Regions from separate parts of the Mus musculus genome. Here regions 1 and 2 are each linked to region 3. The links are chromatin loops, found by intact Hi-C in ENCODE. Cell type or tissue: left cerebral cortex. All regions are shown on one strand. Each heading gives the region's core, and the rest is flanking DNA. Links, peaks and the distances in the headings are about the cores only. Region 1 overlaps Lama2 (laminin, alpha 2). Region 2 overlaps Gm30165 (a long non-coding RNA gene). Region 3 overlaps Lama2 (laminin, alpha 2).

The links. A loop is a pair of places that touch in the nucleus more often than their neighbours do. Peaks named below come from ENCODE experiments on the same cell type or tissue, not always from the same donor. Only the 100,000 strongest peaks of a DNase experiment are listed, where the experiment ranks them.
Region 1: a loop joins it to region 3, with 7 times the contacts of the local background. A loop is called at or near these places in 3 of 42 quality-filtered maps.
Region 2: it touches region 3 in a loop (2.1-fold over the local background); 2 of 42 quality-filtered maps call a loop at or near these places.

The regions. Positions count from the first base shown.
Region 1 is chr10:27,378,773-27,386,772 of GRCm38, reverse strand. The region is part of intron 4 of Lama2 (laminin, alpha 2); the gene reads left to right. Among named protein-coding and RNA genes, the nearest start is that of 4930579H20Rik, 7.1 kb to the left of the region's middle. In left cerebral cortex, for the core only: a CTCF peak has its summit at 3,745; DNase peaks (open chromatin) are centred at 1,908, 2,696 and 3,695; H3K27ac peaks cover 2,430 bases.
Region 2 is chr10:27,646,412-27,657,983 of GRCm38, reverse strand. The region is part of intron 1 of Gm30165 (a long non-coding RNA gene); the gene reads left to right. Among named protein-coding and RNA genes, the nearest start is that of Gm30165, 20 kb to the left of the region's middle. In left cerebral cortex, for the core only: no CTCF peak of the experiment used is centred there; DNase peaks (open chromatin) are centred at 4,340, 4,694, 4,891, 5,115 and 2 more places; H3K27ac peaks cover 1,031 bases.
Region 3 is chr10:27,319,288-27,327,287 of GRCm38, reverse strand. Lama2 (laminin, alpha 2) reads left to right here. Exons shown (of 65, transcript NM_008481.2): 12 at 2,534-2,707. Among named protein-coding and RNA genes, the nearest start is that of 4930579H20Rik, 67 kb to the left of the region's middle. In left cerebral cortex, for the core only: no CTCF peak of the experiment used is centred there; DNase peaks (open chromatin) are centred at 4,049 and 4,476; H3K27ac peaks cover 1,978 bases.

The DNA of each region.
Region 1 (8,000 bases), core at 1-8,000, 59 kb before region 3:
ACAAATAATATTTCCCCTTTGAGCAATACACTATTCTAATAACTTCACATGAATTTCTTTTAATTCACAAAATAAAAGTTTAAGTTATTCTTATTGCTTGTTTTATACAAAGAAAAAAAACGGACATAGATGATTCAAATAATCATCAGATTAATAAGTAGCAAAAACATCATGGAACACATAAATTGGTGGGATTTAAAAACAAAACTCATTGAACATGTTCATACAACTAGAAAGAGCCTTACTGCACAGAGAATCCCATGTTAGAGTCTGATTCACAAACCCACTAAAATAAAGTACTCAATCGTTGTGGGAATACAAATTTTGTTTTCCAAAAAAAAATGATTTATGAAAAGTTTTCTTATGCAATGAAAAATATGAAACATAAGGAATAAAATTAGTATTTTCTTATTCAAAGAGAGTTGGGTCCATGTACAGAGATATGGAATGTATCACTTCACTTAAAAGCATAGAAACTTAACAAACCATGGATTCAGTTTTTCTCTTATAATGAGAATGTAGGCAGGACAATGTTGCATTTCACTCTTCCTGGGGAGATGCAAACAAGTATCTACTTACTCCACATAGGAAAGCAAAACCAGAACAATGCAAAGAAACTACCAAAGCACAGCTTGGTGAAACAATGAGTTTCGTAGGGGTTACTTAGAGGAAAACAGGTGGAGGGTTACTCAAAGTAGAAATGGCTCAAACACATCTACAAAAGTCTATCCAAGAACAGGTGTTACCTCATGCAAACTGGAAATCTCGAGGATACTGGGTAACCTGAAGGTGCTCAATAGGGTGGAAGGGAGTTCTTTCCAAGCAACTCAGTTGGTCTGAGTCTCTTCCAGGCTACTCTCTGCTTCTTGCAGGTAATGTGGCTCATCTCTACTTATTATTCCATGCTACTCAGCTGTTCTAAGCATCTCTATACTTCAGATTGTCTGAGAGTACTTTCTGCAGATTGTGTAACTATGCATGCTTCTAGGATTGAATCTGACCAGTTTCAGAGACTTCCTGAAGTTACTGAATTGTTTACTTCGAGAGTTTAATGAGCTTCCCTGCAGGCTGGAATGTTTTACATGCCCTTAGAGCAGTGGTTCTCAATCTTCTTAATACTGCAACTTTTCGATACAGTTCCTCATGTTGTGGTGACTACCAACTATAAAATTATTTTGGTTGCTATTTCTTAGCTGTAATTTTGTACTGTTATGAATCATACTGTAAACATCTGATAAGTAGGTCATCTGATAGGTAACCCCTGTATATGGGTCAGTCAACCTCAAAGGGGGTTGCTACTCAGACTGACTTAGAGCATCCCTTAGTTTCACCTCTTTTAACATGCCTTCCTACAAGATGAAGGGCTTATCTTAGAGGAAATTGCTAAATAACACTTAGATTAAACAATAAATAAGGTACAGAAAGTACTACACAAAGTTGATAATGTGAAAGTAGAATAAGAGGAGAAAAGTGGTCAAACAAGGGATGAGCAAAAAAGTCAGGGTGGGATGGTGAATCCTAGTTTGCAGACACACAATACCGGAGTCATCAGTAGAGTGAGCCGAAGGAGCATGCTCAGATTTGTAGAGCCATATCCCAAATTGTCTCTAAATATCAGTATCTTTTTATATTGTGATTTAGTCTCTTATGTCTTGCTATTTTAGAGGGATCTTTTTGTATGTCTACAATGGCCGACTCTTAATTAGTTGAGTCTATCAGTGGTCATCACAAAATGCTACATCAAAACAACATATTAATATAAATTTTAATTTGCACGCTTTTGAGGTCCAAACATACTTTCTGAGGAGGCTTTGAATCAGACAACAAGGGCTGAGGGAGACTGGATTTCTCCTTTAGACACACATGCAGGCTTTATTCCAACAGAATGACACAGGATCTGGCTCACTATCTGCACCGCCTGCTCCAAGATTTTAATTTTAAACAAGTGTGCCCACACAGGGACTGAAAACAAAACAGAAAAATGATGCATTAGACTTCCTTTGTGCTATTATGTGGCTTTTGAGGGTATGAATTGTTCTGTGCTAGCGATGTAGGTCACGGAACACTCCCTGTATTCAGGACTTCCTCTAATTTACAGCTTCATATTTTAGAAAACCATATTAATTTCACAGCTGTTTGAGTATGAACATTTTTTAATCTCCCTATAGCTCAAAGTTTTAGTGCTTTAACCCTGTAGAGCTTTCACAAAGTGTCAATTGCTTTGCATACCACTGTTCTCACTTAATAAAATACTTACATAACAAAACTTTCCTCACAAATTTTGTTTATGCTAAAATTAATAAAAATTTGTAAAAACTTGAAATTAATACAAAAGGTAGAATTTGTATTATTCCTGGATAATAACGATTCATTCATCGACTCCAAGAAATAGATAGTTATGGTTACAATTTTCTCAAAATCTAGCTTCTATAAACCAGAAGAGTCTGTATTGATATGATCAGTGTTAGATGGACTACTGAGTATGGAACTTTCCCATGACTTGGTGATCTTCCTTAGTCTACTCTGCCTTAAGCCTGTCCCCTTTCAGGAAATCTGTTCTCAGTCTTCTCCAGTGATGTCTGAGTAGGACACGGGCATAATAATAATTTCACCTCAATACATAAGATTGGAGGGGCAAGCCCTATTATGGGAAACAAGAACCATAAAAAGAATCTGAAGAATCACGGGTGAGGCATAAAAAGGGAATGGAAGTAATACATTGTCTTAGTCACACTTGATGGAAGCACGTCTTATGACAAAATGGGGAACAGATGCATGCAAGAGACTCATCAGCAGTAGCTTTCTGCCACTATAAGTCTTCCAGTTGTATCTACATGACCAGATGTTATTTATTGAAGGGATGCTTATTGAACCAGTGATTTGTTTGATAGTGTAATAGGCTGATAAGTGAGTCAGAATAGAATTAGGAGGTGCCTCAGCTATAATTAGACATAATTGCCTAAAATCCAGTGTTTTTATTCTTTTTCACATTCTTATTGGTAATTTCATTTATTTTCTTTTAAACAGTTATCCAACTTACCAGTTTCCCCTCCACAACACCCCTACCCCCTTTCCCCACCCTGGGCCATTGAACCTCCACAGGACCAAGGACCTCCCCTCCCATTTATGCCAGATAAAGCAATCTTCTGCTATATATCTAGCTGGAGCCATTGGTTTCCCCATGTGTACTCTGTGGTTGGTGGTTTAGTCCCTGGGAATGTTGGGGGGTCTGGTTGGTTGATATTGTTGTTCTTCCTATGAGGTTGCAAACCCCTTCAACTCCTACAGTCCTTGCCCTAACTCCTCCACTGGGGTCCCTGTGTTGTCTGATGTAATGTTTGGCTGTGTGCATCAGCTTCTATATTGGCAGAGCCTCCCAGGAGAGATCTATACCAGACTCCTGTCAGCAAGCTCTTCTTGGCATCAGCAATAGTGCTTCTATTCTTTAAGAAAGAGTAATATCTCTCAAGAAGCATTAGCAGAATTAAGGTGGCATCCATCAGTACACTCTGATCATGCTTTCTGACATCTACTGAGTAACAATAACCAGTACTGTGTCCATGTGTAAGTTCCTACTGAAATTCATAAGGGAGTGGAATAGATGCTTAGTGATTCTATTTTCTTAAGCTCTCTCGAGTTGGGTCACACCCAAATCAAAATTTGGAGCAATGCAAATGTCTGAGGAGAGTGAGAGAGCTTCCTGCTGGTATTTTCCCTCATGGATTGCTCTGGAACTGCTCCCTTTGAATTCCTTCCTGGCTGTGAAGATCACGTGATGACTGCATCCCTGTATAATGTTGGCTTGACAGCACAAAGATTTAGCAATGACATTTGCATTTGATAAAATATAAATGAGAAGCTCTCCAAAGAGACTGAGAAAACCTATTTTGACAAGTCCTTTTGTATCCATGCAAATATTACAGAACTGCATAAAGAAAAACACAATGGCCAATAAAATAGTTTCTCCTTAGGTTATTGTTTTATTACTTTAAAAGTACTGAGAATACAGTATGTAAAGGAAACTTGTATCGATCAGACCTTTCAGAGTTAGAAATCAGAGGAAATGGTGTGGTGGACATTAAGTAATGATTTTACTGCTTTTGAACATTTCTGGCACTTAGTGGTCAGCATCCTTCTCATACATCAAGACCAGTAGGAGTCATATGCTCTTTTATTTAATTATGATGGATTACAGGTTACCTATCAGGGCATGTTTAGATGAAAGTTAATAAAGCACATGTTTAACAGAGGACTTAGAAATAAAGCTTTACTGGATTGCTTTGAGTTGTTGAAACCAAGAAGACCACAAGGCAGACTCCGAAAACCAGAAAAATCTCAGCATCTAGACTTTCAAAAAACTAAAACTCCGAAAGCAGCTGAGACTTTAAGTCTGCCCATGGGCTATCTTAAAATTTAGGATTTCTGTGTGCTCTTTAGTTCTATGGAACATAGAAGCCACTGCCCCATGAAATATATTTTTGTATGGAGAGAAAAATAACAAGAGTCTCATTTTAGCCTATTTCAAAATGATGGACAAAGAATATTTCTTTAACCAGCTGATGATAAATCATGTATACATTTAGACCCAGGATTTTGATTTTCACTAGGTGAATAGAGAAATAAGAAGAAGAGATGATTATGACAAATATCCCCTGCAGATAGCTAGTTTTCTTATTATGTTTCAACTTATTAATGATAATCTATCCAACGGTGAATAATTTGTTTAAATTCCTATGACAGGCAAAGCTTTCATCCAGGAAAGACAAATGCTCCAATTGTAACTCAAAAGAACAAGAGAAAAACAATATCAGTTTTAGGGCAATTGAAACAAAGTATATGTTCAGAATAAAATACCTGGTATGGGATGGTAAAGAAGTGTTGAGAGGAAGCTGAAGCATGGAGTTGTCTACGGTGCAGTAATATGTGGTAAACAGTTCACTAGGCTAACATCTTCCTGCAGTTTGGGAATAGGGTGTGTGTGAAGACATCAGGTCCACACAGTCTTTGGCATGCCATCTTTAAAGTATCACTCTCTAATCAACTCTGAATCATCAACCGTGCAGGAGTGTTTATCCCTGTTGAGGTTCCGGATGAATGAAGTGGCATGGTTACCAAATGTTCTCTAGATCAAGGGAGTATGCTATATGCTATAAAGGAAATATTTCTAACTCGGCTTAAAAGAAGTATTAAGACTCAAGGAGGAACATATGCAATTGTATAAGCAGATCTTAATATTTTTCTCAACAGAAAATTGTTCCTTTGTGATGACACATTTAATAATTTCTCAATGACTTATTAACAAAACGGGATTAACCATGGACGAGATCTTTTCTGGTTGAGTAAGTTAAGGTGAATAGTTCCTATATTCAAATACAATATCATGTTTTTCTAAAATCACATTTATGTGTTAGTCTCCAATGAAAAAAATAGTATATCAAAAAGAAACTAAAATGTAATAAAATTTACTTATATTGAAGTCATGTTAACATGATTTCCAAACTAAGATGAAAGGGAATAATGGGTTAGAATTAATATATAAGGTTTATTTAAATCAACTTAACGTAAAATACTCAGAAATAAAAGGATATGAAAGGTTATTAAACTTAATTTGATTTCTGTGAAAACAGTATACTTTATATTAATTGAAAAATAGCTCATCAACCAACCTAAAAAGTTTCTTTTTAGATAGAAAATTAGTTGAATTTACTAAGTATTTGGAACTTTCATTAACTTTATTCATCCAGAAATTTTAAATCAACCCTTATTTTTTTTTTTTTGCCAGCGACTAGGCACTGTACTTTGTATTACATTACTTTAAAGATAAACTCCAGAGTTTTCTTATGACTTGGGATTAACACTGTAGAGGACACAGAACTCCTCAGTAATGCCTCAGGTTTAGAGGAGGACGGATAATGAGAATGTGGTCCATGATGGTTCCAATCAAGTGATGGATAGCAGTTGGCAACTGCATATATTTAAAATTAAGCCAATGATATTTCCAGATAAATTTGACCCGGGATGAAAGAAAAAGAGGAAGTCTCTAATGATTCTATATTGTCGGTGGGAAGTACCTGAAGGGGTGATTATTTACTGAAACTGAGCGGGGCATGAAAAGCAGGAACTCCAGTGAATCCTACAAGCCAGCGATGTAAACTAAGAAGACAGCATTGCTGCCTTTCATAGAAGTCAACCCCGGGGGACTTAGACAGAGAAGACGTCTGTATTGATGGCATGTGAAGCCATAGACTTTGGCAGAATGAATGTACAAGTAACAAGGATCAGAGAAGAAAAATGACATGATTTTGTTGTTGTTGTTGTTGTTGTTGTTGTTGTTGTTGTTGTACTGATGGTGAAAGTACATAAAATACATTTGATGCACAAAGTGTAAAGTAGGTATGAAGCTCCTCCTGGTCTGCTCTGTGTGCCTAGTCTACCTATATAATAAGGCTTTCTTATTAGCAATGGCGTGTTTGTGTATGTGAAGCAGATGGAAAGGCAGTGAACAGAGCAGCACCATGCCACTCTAATAGTGGAGAGGGCTAAGGCATCACATCAGATGAACAACCTCATCCACAAATGCAAATTGAAATATCCCCAAATGCGAAAAATTAATTTCATCTTTAAACATAGCTCTCATTCTGAAGATATCGCATGAGGTATACAAAAATATCAATGATCTACAACATTTTACAGTGGCACCCTTCTGCCCAGAAGTTTTCGGACAGTGTATTATTGTCAAGCTGAAATGCTGAGGGAGAGTGAGAAGAGAAAGTCAGATGAAGTAGGATCCAAATGAAGAATGCTTGTCATCTGAGTCTATCAATAGTGTAATTAATTATTTCATTTCCTAGTAGTAGATCAGATGTGGTGCAGACTGAGAACTGGTCATTTTAACTAACTAGGCAAAGGCTAGTGACTTTTGGGAGAGCAGATACCACGGAATGGAAGGAGCTTTGGAGCACTAAGGATACACGGGAAGCATAAATCAGAAAAGGGCCAATTACCATTGAGGGCCAAACCCTCGGTTTAGTAGCAGTGAAGCAAATGCCCCACTCCCTCTTTTTCCTAAGCCTCATGCTCCTCCTGTCCATTCTACAAATTGTTTTTGTACACACCCTAAAATGAAATATTTAGGCTAATTTTTCAAAGTCTTATTTTTAGAATATAACTCTCACAGACATGATTATATTTATGTTTTGCCAACAGCTTCTATTCTTTCATGAATAAAGCCTTTGCAGTACTTCTGATTAGGTAATTTCACTCTACACTTATGCCCTTATTATTTGAAGCAGTAGGCTCTGTCTCATTGTGCTGTGCTGATTTCACTGGCACACCCTTAGAGATTGCTGATACAAACTGGATTTAAAAATATTGTAAGGGGCCATGCTCCTTGTTGAACTTCATTCCTCCTGCTACTCAATGCAGAGTTTCTGACTGGTTATCAATAACCTCCAAACCTTTTTATTGCCCACCCAATATCACAGCAACCTTGTGTCACTAAGAGAATTAATAAAACTACAGGCATTTCCAACCATCTAAAGCAGATATACTCACATATTAAGGAACAATTCTCCTGAACAGAAACATAATTATTTGTTGGCTAAAATAATTTAAAATGGCATTTTAAAGTAAAATAAAATAAACATAGAGAATTCTTAGCCATATGCAAAGATAAACATGCCATACAGTATATTTTAACTAATGACAACTAGTCAACTGGTGAGCAGAAGTTACTATTGAGGCAGCCATTGGCAATGAAAAGAAACATCCTGATAAACTTTTCCCATTTATTAATCTGTGAAAAATGCATTTCTGAGAAAAGTCATTTCAAAACCTGAAGAGCCAATTGATAGTCATAGTCAGATATTTTCAGCAGGAATGATTTCCTGGGCCAGCACAGATGTCTATCCACCAGTATTATCTGTAATAGAAAACATTACAGAACACACTAGACTTTCAGAGCTTCCCAGAGCCTTACAGGAATACCGAGGTGGTCTTGA
Region 2 (11,572 bases), core at 1,504-9,503, 330 kb before region 3:
CCTAAGAACAATAGTTTATATCATATCCATATGCCATATAGTGTTGACAGACAATAGTGGCTATACTGTTTAAGTTAATATAGGCATACTCTGAGTTAAACTTACTACAAAAATTTGACTCATGATTGATTGATCAGAATCCTTTCAAGTGTTAAGTACGTATGAATATACTTATGGAGAAGTATCCATTCTTGAAGCCAGCTAACATGTGTTAATTAAGAAATATTTAATCAAAAGATTTAGATATATGGACTGGGGGGATGTTTCTGTGGCTAAAGTTTTTTTTTTTCCTTCATGCTTAAGAGTAGCCCTGTTCTTATCTAGCAGAGAGTGGTCTCAAACTCACTAAGTATCCAGGGATGACTTTAAACTCCTAATCTCTTTTACTCCACTTACCAATTTCTAGGAATATGAGTAAGTATCACCACTCCTGATTTATATGGTGCTCACAATCAAACCCAGGGCTTCTTGGATGCTAAGTAACCAGTCTATAGGTACAACCCCAGCAAAAGGAAGGCTTCTTGCATGCTAAGTCAGCAGCCTGTCTATTATACCAAGAACCCAGATCAGTGCCTTTTTGAAATGTAAATGCATAGATCATTGTGTTGTATCTATAATTACTGGGCCCAGATTTGCCCCCCTCCCCCAATGGATAACTTGTGTGTAATGGATAATGCTTGTGTGTAGTAACAAGATTGTCATTATCTGGAGTATCCTGGAATAATATGTAACCAAAATAATTTTTATGTAAAATAACCAGTATGTAATCATGAAAGAAAATGGTATTCGAGATAACTTCAACAATTAAAATATGATATGGACATAAAATTTCTATTTTTTTTTGACAGCTGCTAATGCTTCTGTGATTTCTTGGCAATGTGTGTTTGTAACCCCAGCCCTGTAAGGCTCAGATAAAGAGATCCTGAGGGCTCTTTGATAGAGGAGCTTCAAGTTAATGCAACACTCTGTAAAACAACAACAACAACAACAAAAATAAAAACCAAAAACAGCAACAAAGAAAAATAAACCAAAAACCTCCCAAAAGATAGAAGACAATGGAGAAAGAAAACCAACAGTGATCTCCAGCCTCATGGACAAGCACACATGTACATGCCAACACCACACAAACATGCACATATGCGTGTGTACATGGTACAAACACACAAATATGATGTATATAATAAGCATTTTCAACAAGAATATATATCCTTAGGGGAGAAAAATATTATTTATTTCATTTTATTGGGCTTAGGGGATAGTTTTTCATTCAAACCTGGAAAATAGCAAGAAATGTTCTTTAAAGAGGTACTGTAACTATGTATATGTAAATTAATAAGAAAATTCATTTAGTATGAATATAGTGATATTGTTTCTGCCTTGATTGTTGATGACAAGAATGATTGAAGCAGTTAGCCAGGTATGGAACCTCCTGGTAAGAATTACCATATCTGCTATTAAGATGCTTATGGAATACAACCTACTACCCCTAATTGGAATGTGAAAGGCCAAGATGTTTCAGAATCTAAAACTTTTGAGCATCAGCAGAGTGATACAGGTAGAAATAAAAATCCACATTTGAATTTTTCCATGATGTGTGGCTGTCAGGATACATGCACTAGATACATGCATTATGCAAATTATCATCAAATTACATGTATAATATAGCTATAAAACGTATTTGAAACATTAATGAATGCCAAGTTTAGGCTTAGGTCCTATCCCTAAGATACTTTATTATCTGTATGCAAATATTGCAAAATATATAAAAGTCCAGTGTTCCACTTGTGGTTTCAAGCATTTCGGCATTTCACATAAGGAATACTCGATTTCTAAGAAGGACACAGAAATGAGTCTTTCTGGAGAGGTTTCCTGACTACCCACATGAAATGCAGAAGAAAGAGAATTTCTAGGTGAGACTCTCAGAATTTCCCATTTGCAGGGTGCAGTGCCTTGAATGAGAATGTCCCTCCCAGATGTCAGATGTCTGGAGGAGATGGAGGACGTGTGTCACTGAGGGTGACTCTGAGGTTTCCAAACCTGATCCATTCCCAGTGTGCATTTCTTTCTAAGCTTGTGGTTCTAGATGTGAGCCTTCAGCTTCCTGCTTCTTCTGCTCTATTTTCCCTCTGCCATTCTGAATGCTAACCCTTCAGAAGCATATGGGGGGAAAAAATCCCCAGATATCACAATGGTTACCTTGGTCATTGTGATGTATCACAGCAATAAAACAAAACAAAACAAAACAAAACAAAACAAAACAAAACAAAGCAAGACTAATCCGATAGCCTCAGGGGTGTCAGTGATTGAAAATAAACAGTTGTCGTTTGAATAAGACACTTAGTGCATTGCGTGGACATACAAGGCACACATAAACCTTTCTCTTCTTTGCCCTGTATCATGAATACTTGAATCTTCCCAAGTATTGATTTGTTTCCCTTTGGTCTGAATCAGAAAGTATCCAATTTAGTGTCTGATCTGTTTCTTTGTAGACAGCTGCAATTCCTTTTAGTCCTGTATTTAAAACACTAACTCTGGTTCTCTCCAGTGAAACATGTCAATCAACTCCATTGCTAACTGAGGGTTATTGGTATTGAGGTACCTAATATGAAATGAATATTATATGCTCATTTTCTAGTCTTAAAAATCACCTTTCCTTTCACCTTAAATCTCTTCCTACCCTCAGAGTTCCTCATAGCTCTTGCCTAGTCTGAAGATAAAGTTTCAGCCATGCTGAGTGGATTTAAATGACTATTGCCTTTAGATTAGTACCCCCTAATTAGGTGTTAATGATTTTATGTGTTAAAGCTAGTGTCATAGATAGATAGTAAATGTCTTGACTATTAGGCCTGTCTGAGGGTTATTTGTCTCCTTGACAGCACTGAATCCAAGGGTCAGCATGTGATTGATCCTCATTAAATGCTTGCAGACCTAAACAGAACCTACACATAGACAAAGGATTCTTAGGTCTGTGAGACAGTTCTAAATGCTCATACCAGGGCCTGTCGAGATGACTCAGTCACAAGGATGAGGATTTAGTTGGGTCCCCAGCACCTATGTATAAAGCTGAGTGTTGTAGTGTATACTTCAAATCCAAGTTTAGGGGAGGTAAAGATAGGAGGATCCAATAGAGAGCCCCTGGACTAACAGTCTTGCTGAATTAGTGAGTTCTAGGGTTAGTGTCTCAAATGTGGCTTACGTGGCTTATCATATGCACTCACATACCCATACACCCACACATCCATGTGCCCACATACAAATATATGTACCATGTATATGCCATACATACATATACTATACATTGCTTTACTCAGTTTTGGCAGCACTTCTTTATTAGGCTTCCCTGGAAGACCTCTACAACCTTCTTCTTGGATTCATTTCTGTAGTGTAGTGGTTATCTTGTTCACCCCACATGGCCTTCTTCCTGACATTCTATTTCCATCTGCCCTTAGTAATTTTCTCAGCCTGTGTCTACAGGTTCCTCCTGTCATAAAATGAGACCGAGAAGCTTTTGAAAGAATCTGCTGCAGATTGCTGATTAATACGTGTTACTCATCACCAGCTCATGCGACATGGCAAACCCCCAGTCACAGGAATGTTCTAGGTCTATAACTGAACACACACAAAAAATGGAGCAGTCACACCCTGTACTCATGACTTCACAGGCTTATTCTGAGAATTAGTGAAGTAGCGATCATAAATAACTGCTTAGGTTCTGCTGTGTTATATATAAATGTACCAACTAAGTATAGACTTTTCTCTAGCTTAGGCCTTACTTGACACTGTCTGATGGCTGATAGTTAGTTTGTATTATAAAATAACAAAATGTACTGGTGGAACCTTTATGTACAATAAAGGTAGAAACAATAGGTGAGTATACTGAACAAGGTATATGCTTCATAAAATTTTGTACAGAATGTTGAACTATTTAGATAGACCTATCATTCATAAGAGATTTATTGAATGATTTTAAAGTTCTTTGAGATGTGTATGTGTGTGCTAGGTAATCCAAGCTAGGCTAGAGCTTGTTATGTGGCTCCTGATAGTCTGTAAATCCTAACAATTGTTCTGCCTCAACTTTCTGAGTATAGACATTAGAGGATTGTTTCTCCATGCCTGTTTGCAGAAGGTTTTGCTATTCTGAGTAACAAAAAGAACCCTGTATCTGATTGATTGCAGGTTTACTGACTTTTTTTCACATTTTCAGGTGGGTAGTATAATGTCACAGAAGGTAACTTGGAACACGGTGTTTTGTACTTGTACCCAGCATGACAACTGTTTCTCCCTGGGTGGTGGCATGCAAGGTGAGACAGTCATTTTTTCTAGAAGAATGTCCGTGGTGGTTATTCCCATGAGACATCCCCTAAACGACCTCTCTAGTTATAAGGTTGTTCAAAGACAGAAAAACAATCTCTCAAAAGCTGTGGAGAGCTGCAAGCAAACTGAAGCGTTCCTCTTGGGCTTTCCCACAGCTCCTCGGGTCTGAGGCTTCAGCTGTGCCCTCAACATCTTTCATCTGGTTGTCGTTTTGAAATGGCATGGGGCTAGAAATTCTTAGTGGAAGACACTAGAGATACTTGGTGAGATCAGTTTGACAACTAGTATGATCTCTAAGTGCTATTTGAGGTTAATTAAATATACAGTAAGGCATGCCCCTCCCCCTCCAAAACGCTATGCTTATCTACGGAATCATGCATGGATATCGGTCTCGGTCATCTGGCAAAAAACAGACACTGGGTTCCCAGTAGATTTTGATGCAGTGTTGGCAGATCACTCTTCCTATGCCCTTTTCCTAAGTGTGAGAGCTCCAGGGTGACCTAGTGCCTTCTGCCACACCCTAGTTCGTTCAGCTTTTATCTCTGGCAGGCATTCCCACCCAGTGAGGCTCCTATGATTTTACAGTCTGCTTCCCAGAGAACTCGCCTGTCAGAGCATTTTAACTGATTTGTCTGGTATGTAAAAAATCTGTTCTAGTTTGTAATTTAATTTCCCTTTTATTCCATCAAACTCACTCTCGAAACAGAGCCAGTGCCTGGAGTTTGTGTCTAGACAGCTGATTTTGCTATGTCACCCCAAGGGACAGGAATAGAGAACTGGACAGAATGAAACATACCCCAAGGGTGGTTACTGAGCCGATCACTGTAAAATCCTAGATCAAGTTCCATTACAGACTGAGTGAGAAAGCTATTCCAACTTCCCCACCCCCATCCCTTAATGCTAACTGTCCCCTACTGCTGTTTGCTCCAGTATTTCAAAGGCTCAATGGATTGTTGCTGACAACTCAATAATGAAACAACAGAGAATCCCTTTTAAGGAGAGAGGAGAGGAGGAGAGGAGAGGAGAGGGGAGGGGAGGGGAGGGGAGGAGAGAGCAATCAAGAGCAAACACACTGAAACTAGACACTGTTTTTATACCTCTGTACAGCTGGATCTAACAGTTGAAATAAAATTATGAGTCAAGAGACTGTGAAGTATGCCATTAAGAATTTACTAATTAAGTCAATTTTGAAATAAAAAGAAATCATAAAAAGAGATAATCCAACTTGCTACAGTGAGCTAAAACAGCCATTAACATTCTACAATTCTCAGTGCTTCCTCACCCTGTTCCCTTGGAGTTTTTAAGGGAAATCTAATAGAACATTACTTCTTTACTCATTAGAACCATGACTTGGACCAGAAAGTTGAGTAAAAGTGTTTCCCATGCAAGTCCAAAGATCAGCATACGTTCCATGGATGTCAAAAAAGACAGGAGCTGTTGGGGGTTGGGGGTTGGGTCTGGGGTCGCTGCAGTTATCACAACTGGTAGGCAAAGGAGCCAGGAAGATGGGAGAATGAAAGCTCAGTACATCATGCCTTGGCCAGTCAGACTGAATTAAAACTCATGACTGCCAGGGATTAGGATTATGAGCTTCATGGTTTAGTGAGATAAACTATTGCAATGAAAGGAGCACTGTCACTCATGGGCCAGTGTTACCCATGCTACACTGTATAGACAGGATCTACTGTGTTCTACACTGTTGAAAAGACTCCTTATGGAAAGGTGACTTCCTCCAGGGTGGCAACATCCTTCTATCCCTGGAAAGAGCTCTTCTGTTCCCACAAGTGCCAAGGTAGATTGCTGGTACTCAGTCAATATAATTGGATTGGATTGCAGGACATTGTGACATCATGAACTATGTTTTGTGACAAAGTAAACTGAGTCCTTGTTACTTGGAAATTGTCAAATACTTATATACAATAAACATAAAACTGTAAAAGTAGCTTTGTAAATCACTTCTACTTCATTTATCAAAATAGTTTTAGAATAATAAAAATAACAAAAAGTTCACCTTCTTATTGACTTATTCCTAACTCCTCCTAGTTTCTCTGCTTTAAAAAATGGTACATATTATGATTGGTCTTAAACATTGATAAACCCTGTAATTCATTACCTCCAAAATATCATTTGCTTAAGACACAAGTTAGTGTTGCTAATAATTAGATTACTTAGTTGCAATATTTAATTCCAGTTCTTTTTCTTTTTATAGCTTCAAATATTTGTATATCGTATTTCCTTTGTTTTTGTTTTGTTAAATTTTATATTGGAATAGGAAAGAATCATGAAGTAATGTATCATGTGGACTTGAACCGGAAGCGTAGGTGTGGAAGTCTTAACTTTCTCCTGACTGTTTACTTTGACCAAGGTAATGAATTCCCACAAACTTTAATTTTTTATTTCTAAAATGAGGAATAATATCTACTAGATTTGCAAAATTTATTCTCAAGAATTGTGAAAAAATATTTTTTTCTTGGCCAAAGATTTTAAAACATAAATGATAACTGTTATTATTAGAACATATTGTGTATATATGTAAATACACACACACACACACACACACATATATATATATATATAAAACTAAATAATAATGGTGTTTGTAAAGATCAGACTTCTCAATACTTATATATTTAAATATCATATCACATAAATAAAATGAGTACAATTCCATCCTATAGTATATGAAATGATTGAAGAAGTTATCCTTGAGAAAAATAATGAATTATTTTTGCTTAATACATTTTTTTGTAATCATTGGTTTTTAAAAATCATGTATTGGCAAATTTTGAGAAATGGGCTTTAAATAAATTAGTGATTTCTATAATAATAATAATAATAATAATAATTAGTAATAATAAAAATTTGGATAAAAATTTTGGGGGGGGGAAATCTCCTCAAATGGTGATTTTTTTTCTTTTCTGATTCTGAGAATTCTAATTCCAAGCTACCTTGATATTGCCATCTCGTGTGTCCCTTGGAGGTGGAGCAGGTGGTATGGATAACACCACAGTTAAACTAGGTCACCCCAGCTTTCAAAACTGTTAATATGAGCTGAGGAGAGGTGATTGCTATTTACATTTATAGAAATACTTTGAAAGTGTAAAACATGTCACGGATATTTCAATTTTTACCTCCTGAAAAAAGGGTCCCAGTCCCCCCTCAAAAAGTTCCTTCCCCTCTCCTCTTCTCACTCCACTTCTCCTTTGAGAGGGTGGAGGCCCACCTGGCTATCCCCTACACTGGCGCATCAAGTTTCTGCAGGGCTGAGTACATCCTTTCCCACTGAGGCCAGACAAAGCAGCCCAATTAAGGGAGAGGATTGCACAGACAGGCACTAGCTCTAGAGATAGCACCACTCTGGTTATTGGGGAACCACATGAAGACCGAGCTGCACATTTGCTTCATATGTTCTAGGGTCCAGGTCCAGCCCATGTGTCTTTAAGAGCCCTCAAAGGTCCAGGTTAGTTGACTCTGCTGATCTTCCTGTGGAGTTCCTATTCCTTCTGGTCCCTCAATCCTTCCCCCATATTTTCAATGAGTACCTGAGCTTCATTTATTCACTGGCTGTGGGTCTATGCATCTGTATCAATCAGCTGCTGGGTGGAGGCTCTCAGAGGCCAGTTATGTAAGGCTCCTGTCTGCAAGCATAACACGGTATCATTCATAGTGTCAGGGATTGGTGTTTCCCATGGAATGGGTCTCAAGTTGGGCAGGTATTGGTTAGTCCTTCCCTCAGTTTTTGCTCTGAATTTGTCCCTGCATTTCTTGTAGAGAGGACAAATTTTGTGTTAGAAGCTTTGCAGGTGAGTTGCTGTCCTTATCCCTGCACTGGGTGTCCTGTCTGGCTACAGGAAGTGGCCTTTTCAGGTTCTGTATTCCCACTGCTATGAGTCTCAGCTAAAGTCACCCCCATAGACTTCTGGGATCCTCTTTCATCCCAGGTATATGGCATATCCTAGAGATGCCCCCCCCCCCCCAGCCCCAAGGTCCCAATACCTGCCAGCTGCGATTTCTATTCATTATCCTGGTCATCTGGTCCTCTCTCCAAACTCATTCTTGAGACCACAGTCACCCTAATACCTAAACCACACAAGACTTAGCAGAGAGAGAGAGAGAGAGAGAGAGAGAGAGAGAGAGAGAGAGATAGAGAGAATTTTAGACCAATTTCCCTTATGAACATTGATGCTAAAATAGTAAATACTTGTGAACCGAACCCAAAGACATTATGATCAAGTAGGCTTCATCCCAGGGATGCAAGGTGCAAGGGTGTGCAAAAAAAAAAAAAAAAAAAAAAAAAAAAAAAAAGAATTTGACAAGATCCAACAATCTTTCCTAATAAAAATCTTGGAGAGATCAGAGGTACAATTCACCTGCCTAAACTCTATAAAGGCAATATACAGCAAGCCAATAGCCAGCATTAAATAAAATGGAGAGAGACTTAAAGCATTTCCACTAAAAGAGTAGACAAAACAAGACTGTCTACTCTCCCTCTATCTATTCAATATAATATTTAAATTTCTACTACAGCAATAAGATAACTAACGGAGATCAATGTATCCAAACTGGAATTACAGATGATATGATAGTGTACATAATGTAATATAAAATTCTACCAGAGAACTTCCACAGCTGATAAACATGTTTAGCAAAGTGGCTGGATAGAAAATTAACTAAAAAATCAATAGCCCTCCTCTATACAAATAATAAATTGGTCGAGAGAGAAATTAGGAAAACAACAGCCTTCATAATAGTCACAAATAATATAAAATACCTTGATGTATCTCTTACCAAGCAAGTGAAAGACATGTATGACAAGAACTTCAAGTCTCTGAAAAAAGAAATTGAAGAAGACATCTGAAGATGAAAAGATCTCTCATACTCATCAGCCAGTAGGATTAACATAGCGAAAATGGCCATCTTAATGTTTTCAGTTATATTAAGAAATCAACTACTGTAAACAACAGATGGCAAACTAATACCTTTTCTTCTGAAAAAAGAAAAAAGTCGACATTCCCAAGAGTTTCCTGTAATTTTAGTATTAATCCAGTTTAAGACTATGGAACTGGGAATATAGATGTCTGAAATAATTGTGGATAATTTTGTAATGAATAACACACTCTAAGGGAGCATTTGTTATGGGGTGCTCAATAAATTAATACACAGATAAGCCATTTATTTATTTATTTACTTTTTTTTTTTTTTGAGACACAGTTTCTCTGTGTAGCCCTGGCTGTCCTGGAACTCACTCTGTAGACCAGGCTGCCCTCGAACTCAGAAATTCACCTGCCTCTGCCTCCCAAGTGCTGGGATTAAAGGTGTGTGCCACCATACCTGGCTGAATAAGCCATTTAAAGTATAGCCACTAATGCTATCTGAAGACATTTATCACATGAGAGACTGTTTTACTAGACATTCTACATTGAATGGTCTGCAAATGCTAGAGTTGAATGTAGACCAAGTCATGGATGGTTTCATTTCTTTTTCTCTGGTGCCATTTTCAATCACTTTCTAGTGCAATGAATCTCCAGGGGCCTAGCAACTGTGTATGAGGCATGAAGAAAGAGTTAACACTCCTCTTTGTCTTGTTGCTTTATCACAATCCCTGTAGATGAGCTGAGGCAACTCCAGTTAAAATGAGTTTGAGAACAATACTAATATGTTATTGGTAGTGGATAGGGTCCTTTAGAGATAGGATGAATGTTTAGATAGATACATAGATAGATGATAGATACATAGATGACAGATACATAGATGTTAGATACATAGGTAGGTAATAGATAGATGATAGATAAATAGATAATAGATATAAGATAGATAGATGATAGATAGGTAGGTAGATAGATAGATAGATAGATAGATAGATAGATAGATAGATAGATAGAGGAATTGTCTTATATGACCATAGAGGCTAAAAGTATCCTAGGTCAGCAACTGGAAAACTATAAAAAGGAGATGACCGATGCTTAATTCTAATTTAGTCTGGAGGCTCAAATACAAGATGAATAGATAGTATAATTCTAGCATCATGGCTGGTAGACAGCCTGCATATCCAGTGACCCAGACAAGACAATGTTTTTGTCTGAGTAAAAAAAAGAAAACAGACAAATAAAAAAGAGTGTTCCCAGGGCTGAAGAGAGAACTCAGTGCTTAAGAATACTAGCTGATCTTCCAGAGGACCTGAGTTTGATTTTCAGCACTCATAGTGCTGCTCACAGAAGTCTATGACTACAGTCCCAAGAAATCCAGTGTCTTCTGGCTTCTGTGGGTATTCCATGCGGATGGTGCACATATATAAACATAGGGAAACACACACACACAAATATAAATAAATAAAATAATTAAAACAAATAAACCAATGTCTTAGCTTGAAGGCATCAACACAAGAAGAATTCTCTCTGCTGGGACACTTTCCCCATTTTTTATGATAAGCCTACATTAGGATGTAAAATAGGTGGTTTGAATAAAAATGGCCCCATAGATTCACTCAAGTGCTTGAATATTTGGCCCAAAGGGAGTTGCACTATTAGGAGGTATGGCCTTGTTGGAGGAGGAGTGGCCTTATTGGAGGAAATGTGTCACTGTGAAGATGGTCTTTAAGGTCTTACATGCTTATGTTAGGCCTAGTATGGTAGTCCCCTGCTGCCTCTAGATTAAGATGTTGAATTCTTAGCTCCTTCTCTAGTGCCATGCCTGCCTGGATGCTGTCATGCTTTCCGCCATGATAATAAAGGACTAAACCTCTGAAACTGTAAGTTAACCACAATGAACTATCTTTCTTTATAAGAGTTGCTGTGGTCATGGTGTCTCCACACAGCAATAGAAACCCTAACTAAGACACTACCTATCCAAATGCTAATCTCTCTCAGAATCACCCGGATACAGAATATCTGACCTGGACTAAGTGAAGCTGAGATATCAAACTAGCCTCCACATAGTACCAGATTAGAGTATTTTCTCTTAGAAACTAATGGCTGACAGAGGCAATTCGGTTAGCAGCTGTAATGAAAAAGATAGAAAGATTTGATCCAAACCTTTTAACACTGAAGAGCTACTTTTTCCAGTTATTTATACATTTTTGTTTAAAGGCTTCATTTACATTCATTTATTTATTTGGGGGCAGGAGGGAATATTGGTAGAGTGTGCCAGCGCATGCTTTTGAACATCAGAGGACAACTTGTGACAGTCTGCTTTCTCCTTCCAGCATTTGGGTTCCAGGATCAAAGTTAGGTCCCCAGGCTTGGCAACAAGTACCTTTGTG
Region 3 (8,000 bases), core at 1-8,000:
GCCATTTCTTTCCCAGTAGAAAACATAAATAGTAAACGAGATCTGGGAATTGCCACATTTACATTGGCTGGGCTTTGAGTGCGGAGCATAGAGGATTCAGGCTGGAAAGAGACCTTCAGGGTGGGTGAGGAAGGAAACTTCAAGAAAAAGGCCTCTGAGACACTTGGTGTTCCACCTGGATAGTTATTAATAGATTGTGAACTGCAGAGTAGCATACAGTCATGTTCTACAGACTGCTACTCTGAAACACTACCTCCTAAACACTTCTTTCTCCCAGGTTTGATCTGTCAACGAATCCAGAACACAATCATCTAATATTGGTCTGTTTATATTTCTTGTAAGTCAAATATGAAATAAGTAGTTTCTGAATGCACTTGTATAGCTAAGTGTGAATATCTTTATACTTATCCAATGTATTGATTTCAAGGCAAACCTCAAGGAAATAATAACAAATGGACTCAAATTCTAATTTTACAGAATCATGCATAACATCTCTGATAATGCCACCAATAGATTTAAGTTTCATGGCTTCTCATGGACAGGGATTAGGTAGAAAGTCTTGATCTTCAGAACCTACATATACACTCCTACCCAGATGTCTCAGAACACCTAAAGACAGCTAAAGTCTAAAAGGGAACCAAAGGTCAGAATTTACTATTGGCTACCAAGCCAATGGCCTTTGACCTGGTTTGACATTTTCTTTTGACCAAGGCAGTCTTCACTATCCCAAAGCTTTTAAAATGATCAAAAACTAAATAGTCTCTACATAAAAGGAAAATTAAAATTATATTTATTATATACATTGTTAGTCTTATTACAGTGATTGCTATTGCTTGTAACATAAATTATCTCTTAGGCAGTAAAATTCTGAAAATGGCTGCCTCTGTGGTGAATAACCATGGTTATCAGCTTGTAGTCTGAGGAGAGTGTTCCTCTCAATCTATGCAAAGACATCTGGGTCAGAAGGACTCTCATTTAATCAATGGTTTATTCTATTCATGGAAGAAAATTTTGCATAGACTATTGGGAGACGGTAGGAATACTGGATGTTGGGCCTGCTCAGAGGGAGTAAGGCATGGTGGGGCAAGTTTGGGGAGCAGACATGATGCCATGGATTCTTCATCTTTATGCCCTGCCCACTGGCTGCCGTGAGTTAAATGGTTCTTCTCTACTACTATCTGCCCACTGTGGTAGACAAATCTGGAAGATGGGAAAAAAATAAATTCTTTCCCTCTGAAATTGTTGATGTTGGGTATTTGATCACAGAGATGATAAAACTAATACAAGTCTGGTATCTCCTAGCCTTCCAGTTCAGCCAACAGTTTTGTCTATACAAGATGGTTTCAGTTGGAAGTGGGAGTGTATACTTGACCTTGACTGAGCTATAATAATGTAAGGCAAATCATTACTCATCTTTTATTCCTCCTTTAAAATGATTCCTTTCTGGGCCAAGCTATGAGTCCCCAGAGTCCTTCTGATCTTATGGTTAAGAATATATGCAGTTTGGGGAGACGTTGTCATAGCAACATCACTGTGGATTCAAATGACCTGGAGCCTCAAAACAGAAAATTCATAAAATAGGAAGACAGGAAATATTGAATGAAAGGAACCTTTTAGGTCCTGCATGTATGATTTCCTTTGTCTTCTGCCTTATAAATGCATATACAACACTTGTGAAATATCAGGTTTAGTAAGACAGTAAGAAATACTACTGAAGTGAAAAATGTGAAATTCTAAGTCAAATTATTTGATATATTATATAACATTATAACACCTGATATAAATTAGAATGGATTTCTATTTTTGGTTCAGTTAGCAAAGGGGCTCGAGTTTAAACTGCTAATGCTCACATAAATTGCTAGTGCAATGGGACATCAATAATCCCAGCGGCAGGAGTCAGAGAGGGGAGGGTCCCCGGACTTGAAGGCAGTCTCATTACATCAGCACCAGGGTAAGCAAGAGACCATGTCCAAACACTAAAAGGTACAGCGCAATGAGGAACACACACACACACACACACACTCACACTTGCACTCACGCACACACACACTCACACTTGCACTCACGCACACACAAATAGTACTTGGAATCACAGTTTAAGGAAACAGTAAACTGATCATGATATAGTTCTATCAGATTCTCAAAAACTTCAATTCAAAAATAAACAATGGATTCTATGTGAGTGTATATGGTAATATTGATGATATATATAATATATATGTATATATAGGCATAATATATATGTATATATGCAAAATATATATGTATATGTATATATATAATATATGTATATGTATATATATATATACATAATATATATGTATATGTACGTGTATATGCATGTGTGTGTGTGTATATATATATATATATATATATATATATATATATATCCTATGTTTACAGTGTCTGTAGCTTTTCCCTACTTTTAGTCAAAAACCCCAGTCAATATGCCAGAGGGACAAAAAGCTGCTGCTGTTTCTTGTTTGTGTGTTTATTTGTGTTTTTTAACTGATGAATTTATATTTTCTTTAAGATTCAAGACATGCGTGGTTGGTATCTCACAGACCTCTCTGGCCGCATTCGGATGGCTCCCCAGCTTGATAACCCTGACTCACCTCAGCAGATCAGCATCAGTAACTCTGAGGCCCGGAAATCCCTGCTTGATGGTTACTACTGGAGTGCACCGCCTCCATATCTGGGAAACAGAGTAAGTCCATTTTTGACATTCTTCTTGCAACTGTATTTTAACCCACCTATCTAGAAAGTGAGTTGATTTAATAAATTTAAATGAAATCATACACACACTCTATTACATTTATAGGAGCAACTAAATGAGATAAAGTTGGGCATTCTCTATGTGGCATGCCTGATGTAATAGGAGATATCAAAGGCCTGTGGTACCCTTAGATTTTCATTTAAGTTCCAGGTAAAATTTTGAAAAACATATTTTAGATATTGGAGGAAGGTATGATATGTTTATTTAAGTATAACTACTTTTTACAGTAGTCTGGGGTGTTTTTTTTCTTTTTCTTTTTTTTTTTTTAACAAAGTTTTCTTTGTCTGTCTCAATTTTATCTTAAAACTGATAGGCAAAGTAGTTGCCTTTACCCTGCTATCTAATATTCATGTTAACTGGAAAAACTGATTTATTATGTATCTATTTTAATACTTGCTATGAGGCACATGAAAACTACGTGTCTTATAGAAGTTGGAGATAGAAGTATCTATCTATAAGAAGATAGAACTTGCCATATTAAAAGCACACGTTGTCTTCAAGCAGACACAAATAAAATACACACAGAGATAAACAAGGAGACTGGCCTTGAAAATTCACAGTGTGTGTGTGTGTGTGTGTGTGTGTGTGTGTGTAAAGCTTTTTCTATTGTACATTAATTCTCTCTAGATGTATTTCTTGATGTTTAGAATTCTGTTTTCTTTTGCCAAACCATTTGTTAAAAACTAAATTTAAGAATTTTGTGAATATTTTTCTTGTAATGAAAATTAATATCTTGTCATGGATTAAGTTACCTCATTAATTACACCAGAAGATTGTGATGGGGTAACATTATCAGCTGTCATTTCTAATCACATATTGTCAATACCAAAAAAAAACCCCTTCATTGGTTAAGTAAACAAAAGTATATTTACAATTATTGACTGTATTGCATAATATGTGAGCAATAGTAATAGAAATAATAGTAACTCATATACTGCTCAGTGAATGGGAATTGGTAATTTAGTTGATTGAAACATTTCTACTCATAGCCAGGTTCTTATTTTTAACAGGCTTCTAAATACTACTATGAAAAATGTGTAAATGAATAAAGTAGGTTTTCAATGAGTATGTATTTTAAAAAAGACAGCATATGTTGCATAAAATTCAATAGCTGTGATAAAATATAATTAAACTTTTATTTGCTAGGCCTTTTATGACTTGAAGTCATTTTATCCTATTTAGAAATCTCCTATATTCCTGACAAGAACAAAACAGCATGCAGCTTGGATTTCTTCTGCTTAACATTGCCAAAAAGTAAAAATAAAAATAAACTTCTTTTTACTCCCAAAAGGAGCTTCAGGAAGAAATTTGGGTCAAAATCTGAGGAGTTTCAGATCTATCCTTCCTTCTTTCCTTCTTTCCTTCCTTCCTTCCTTCCTTCCTTCCTTCCTTCCTCTCTTCCTCCCCCCACCCATTTTATATTAAAATTTATTTAATTAAAGGCAGCTATGAATAGAAATTACCGTTATCATATTTTCCATTATTTCTTTTTTGGTCATATGCCTTTTCTTTCTGTTGGCTGAAAATCAAACCAACAGAAGAAAAGCAAGCAAATGGGATATTAAATAACAGCAGAGCAAAGGATTTGGACATCCTGTTCATAGTGGTTGGATCCCAAAGATAACTTCGCTCCTCTGGCTGACCTGTTTTTTCTAACCACCCACAATGAAACTCTTCATATTCCACAGCAGATCTTTCTTACTCCACAAAGCCCTGCCTACTTCTGTCCCAATTTCCATTCAGTGAGCAAAACGATGGTAACGGAGTGTGCAAATTGTTTGACTATGGAAGGCATTTTCTAGTGTACCGTGAAAGCCCTCAGTGGATTGCTGTCAGCTTCCTCAGTATGAATGAAACAATTTGCCTTAATAACTGAACCATATAAATTTTTGATACTACAATAATACTGCCAGCTCTCAGAAATTACCACAGTACATCTTAACTGTCATGTCACATCATGTAAATTATAGTCATGATGACACACTTAGCTTGCTTGATTTAATATCTTGCTAAGGAAATGGAAAATTGTAGGTCCTTGTTTGTAAATTCAATAAAGCCACTTTTCTAAATAGTTGAGGCTAAATTTTTTTCTTCCAGTAACTGCCATTTGAATAAGAGCCACTGCCAGAATCTGATAAGAATAGTGCATCATGATTTTCTTTTACATCTGCTTAATCACTGAGTTTTATTGATAGGCATGGTTTGTAGGCTTTGAGTATACTCCCCTCTACTGTTTTTAGGGTTAATTCATAAGGTAAAAATTTACTTATGAGATGTAATCACATTTTTCTTAAATGTAGATGGAACAGATTCAGGAATGTTTTCTTATCTGTGTAGTTACACAGCTGCTTGCAATAGAAAAGAGAGACACTGGGAAACTGCTCCCATAATAATGGCAGCTCTTCCCTCACCTCTTAGGATCGTAACAACATATAATACAAGAGCCCCTTCCTGGGACACACTGTGATAGGACACAGGTCATCCTGCTTGTCATTAAATTCCAGAGCACAAGATAATTTAATGAAGAATACATTTTATCCTGTGAAACAATACTACTCTGTGGAAAGTAAGCCATATATAAGGGGCTATAGGACTATGTAAGGATAGTGGATGAAGCTCAGAAGAGTACAACCCATTGATGTGTCCACCAATAAAATGTGACCATCTCAACTATGAATTAATTCCTCAATAGTAATTATAACATGATTTTTTTTCTCCTTGATGAGCAGATAGCAGGCACTACTTGTGGGTTTTGTCTGTTTTATTTTGTTTTGTTTTAGTGTAATTTCCCCATCTATTTCTCCAGTGTTAAGTCATCTACCCATGGATTGCAGTGGATACTGTTTTTATTTTCATGTCTTGGGCAAATATCCCTGCTTGGTTTTAGGATATTTGTGGAAGAGTAGATGGAAACAGGTGGGGGAGGAAGGAGTCAGAGATCAGAGAACCCTTATAGCAGCTGCTGTTCAGAAACAGTTTGGGAATTTCAAAGTTAGCCTAATTTACTGCTTTGGTAAACTCAACATGGCTGGACCTTTGATGACATCACTTGCTTAGGGTTTCCCCTAGAAGAATGAAATAGTTTTACCAAAAGTGGTTCTCTTAGTCCATGAAATTCTCTGAGAACCGGCTTCAGTAACATTCCTAGTTTTATTCGTACTCTGCTGTTAAGGTTTGAAGTTATGTCTCTGAACATTATTGAATTAAACTTATGTGATTTTTTTTTACAAAAATAATTCTTATTTTCCTATACCATCTATTTCTGTGGCTAGCGTAGAGAAACATTATTTTGATTAGGCTGTTGACCACCAAGTGAGAGTTTATAAGGGAGTTGAAAGTCATTTTTAGGGTTATATATTTAAAAAAGATAAAATGGCAACATTCATAATTCTACATTTCTCAATCAGCAATGATTTAGAAATAAAGTGAGACCCAGGAACTGTTTTCTGCCCGGAAGAACATTTAGAAACTCTTATGGATAAGTGAGAGAATTAATGTTCAAACATAAAAAAAATAAAAAAAAATTCATTGACTATTTTTACTATGTAATCTGCTATGCAAAAGTACCTACCACAAAGATCAGTTCAATGTCACAAGGAATAGTCTCACAGTAAAGATATGTCATTCCTGTAATAGTACTTTGATATTTACCTTAATTCTCCTAGGAAATTAGTATAAAAAGAACATTTTTATGCTAATAATAACTAATAATTAATGTTTATGTGCATTTTATTTTATTTAGTTTATAATTAAGTGAAACTGAAACGGGCACAAAAATCTTTTTTTTTTTTAATTAAATGAGTAAGTTAAGTTAGATAAGGGAATCTTCCTACATATTTACCACCCTTCACAGTTAGGCATTGTTTAGACATTTACTTACTTACTTACTTACTTACTTACTATTTACTTCCTTGAGTCATTGGCTTTCAATCAAAGTACCGAAGCAACCTATCCAACAGAAAGCAAATGAGTAGAAATAATAAAGGGATTGTGAAGCCTTAAACCTGTACTCTACGTTCTTGGGAGACTGAGGCAGGAGGTTTGAGTTTAATTCAGTATGGGCTATAGGATTCTATCACAAGCAAAGATAAAACAAAGGTATTAACATATTTGAATATAAAGAAAAGCAGTGGAATGCAAATGGCAACAGATGAAATACAGACCAAAACTTGATATTAGAAGGAATAGATCAAGGGACATAGGAACCCCACTCAGGCCAAGGCAAGGGTTCCTTCTGGCTTGTAACTGTGCCATGAGCAAACCCAGCACTCTGGCACCCCATGCAGCCCTGCAAAACCCAAAGAAGGATTGACTCCCAGGAGCTCTGACACAACAGGTTATCAGGAGCTTGGTCACATTAGGATTTCAGGATCCAAGAGGCATCTTAAATCCCAGACAATCTGACACACTCAGGATCTCAGGATCATAGGAAACCAGAATCACAGGATCACAGAAACAGCTGGACTCTGAGGAGTTCTCACATAATCAGGATCACAGGAAGGACAGGCTTCAGTCAGAGATAGCAAGGGCAGGTAGCACTAGAGATAACCAGATGGAGAGAGGCAAGGGCAAGAACATAAGCAACAGAAACCAAGGCTACTTGTCATCATCAGAACCCAGTTCTCCCACTACTATGACACCTCAAAATACCAGAAAAGCAAGATTCTGGTCAAAAATCACATGCCATGATGATGAAAAGAAAACTTTAAGAAGGACATAAATAACTTCCTTAAAGAAACACAGGAGAACATAGGTAAAGCAAACAGCTGAATGAATTTAACAAAAGCATCCAGGATCTAAAAATTGAAATAGAAATAAAGAAATCACAAAGTAAAATGACCCTGTAGATAGAAAACCTAGTAAAGAGACCAAGAGGCATATATAGAAGAGATAAAAGAGAGAATCTCAGGGGCAGAAGATACCATAGATAACATTGAAACAGTAGTCAAAAAAAACTCAAAATGCAAAAAGATCCTAACTCAAAACATCCAGGAAATGCAGAACACAATGAGAACACCAAATCTAAGGATAATAGATATAGAAGAGAGTAAAGATTCCCAACTTAAAGAGCCAGTAAATATCTTCAACAAAATTATAGAAGAAAACTTTCCTAACCTAAAGAAAAAGATGCCCATAAACATACAAGAAGCCGACAGAACTCCAAATGGACTGGACAAGAAAAGAAACTCCTTCCATTACATAAGAGTCAAAACACAAAATGCAG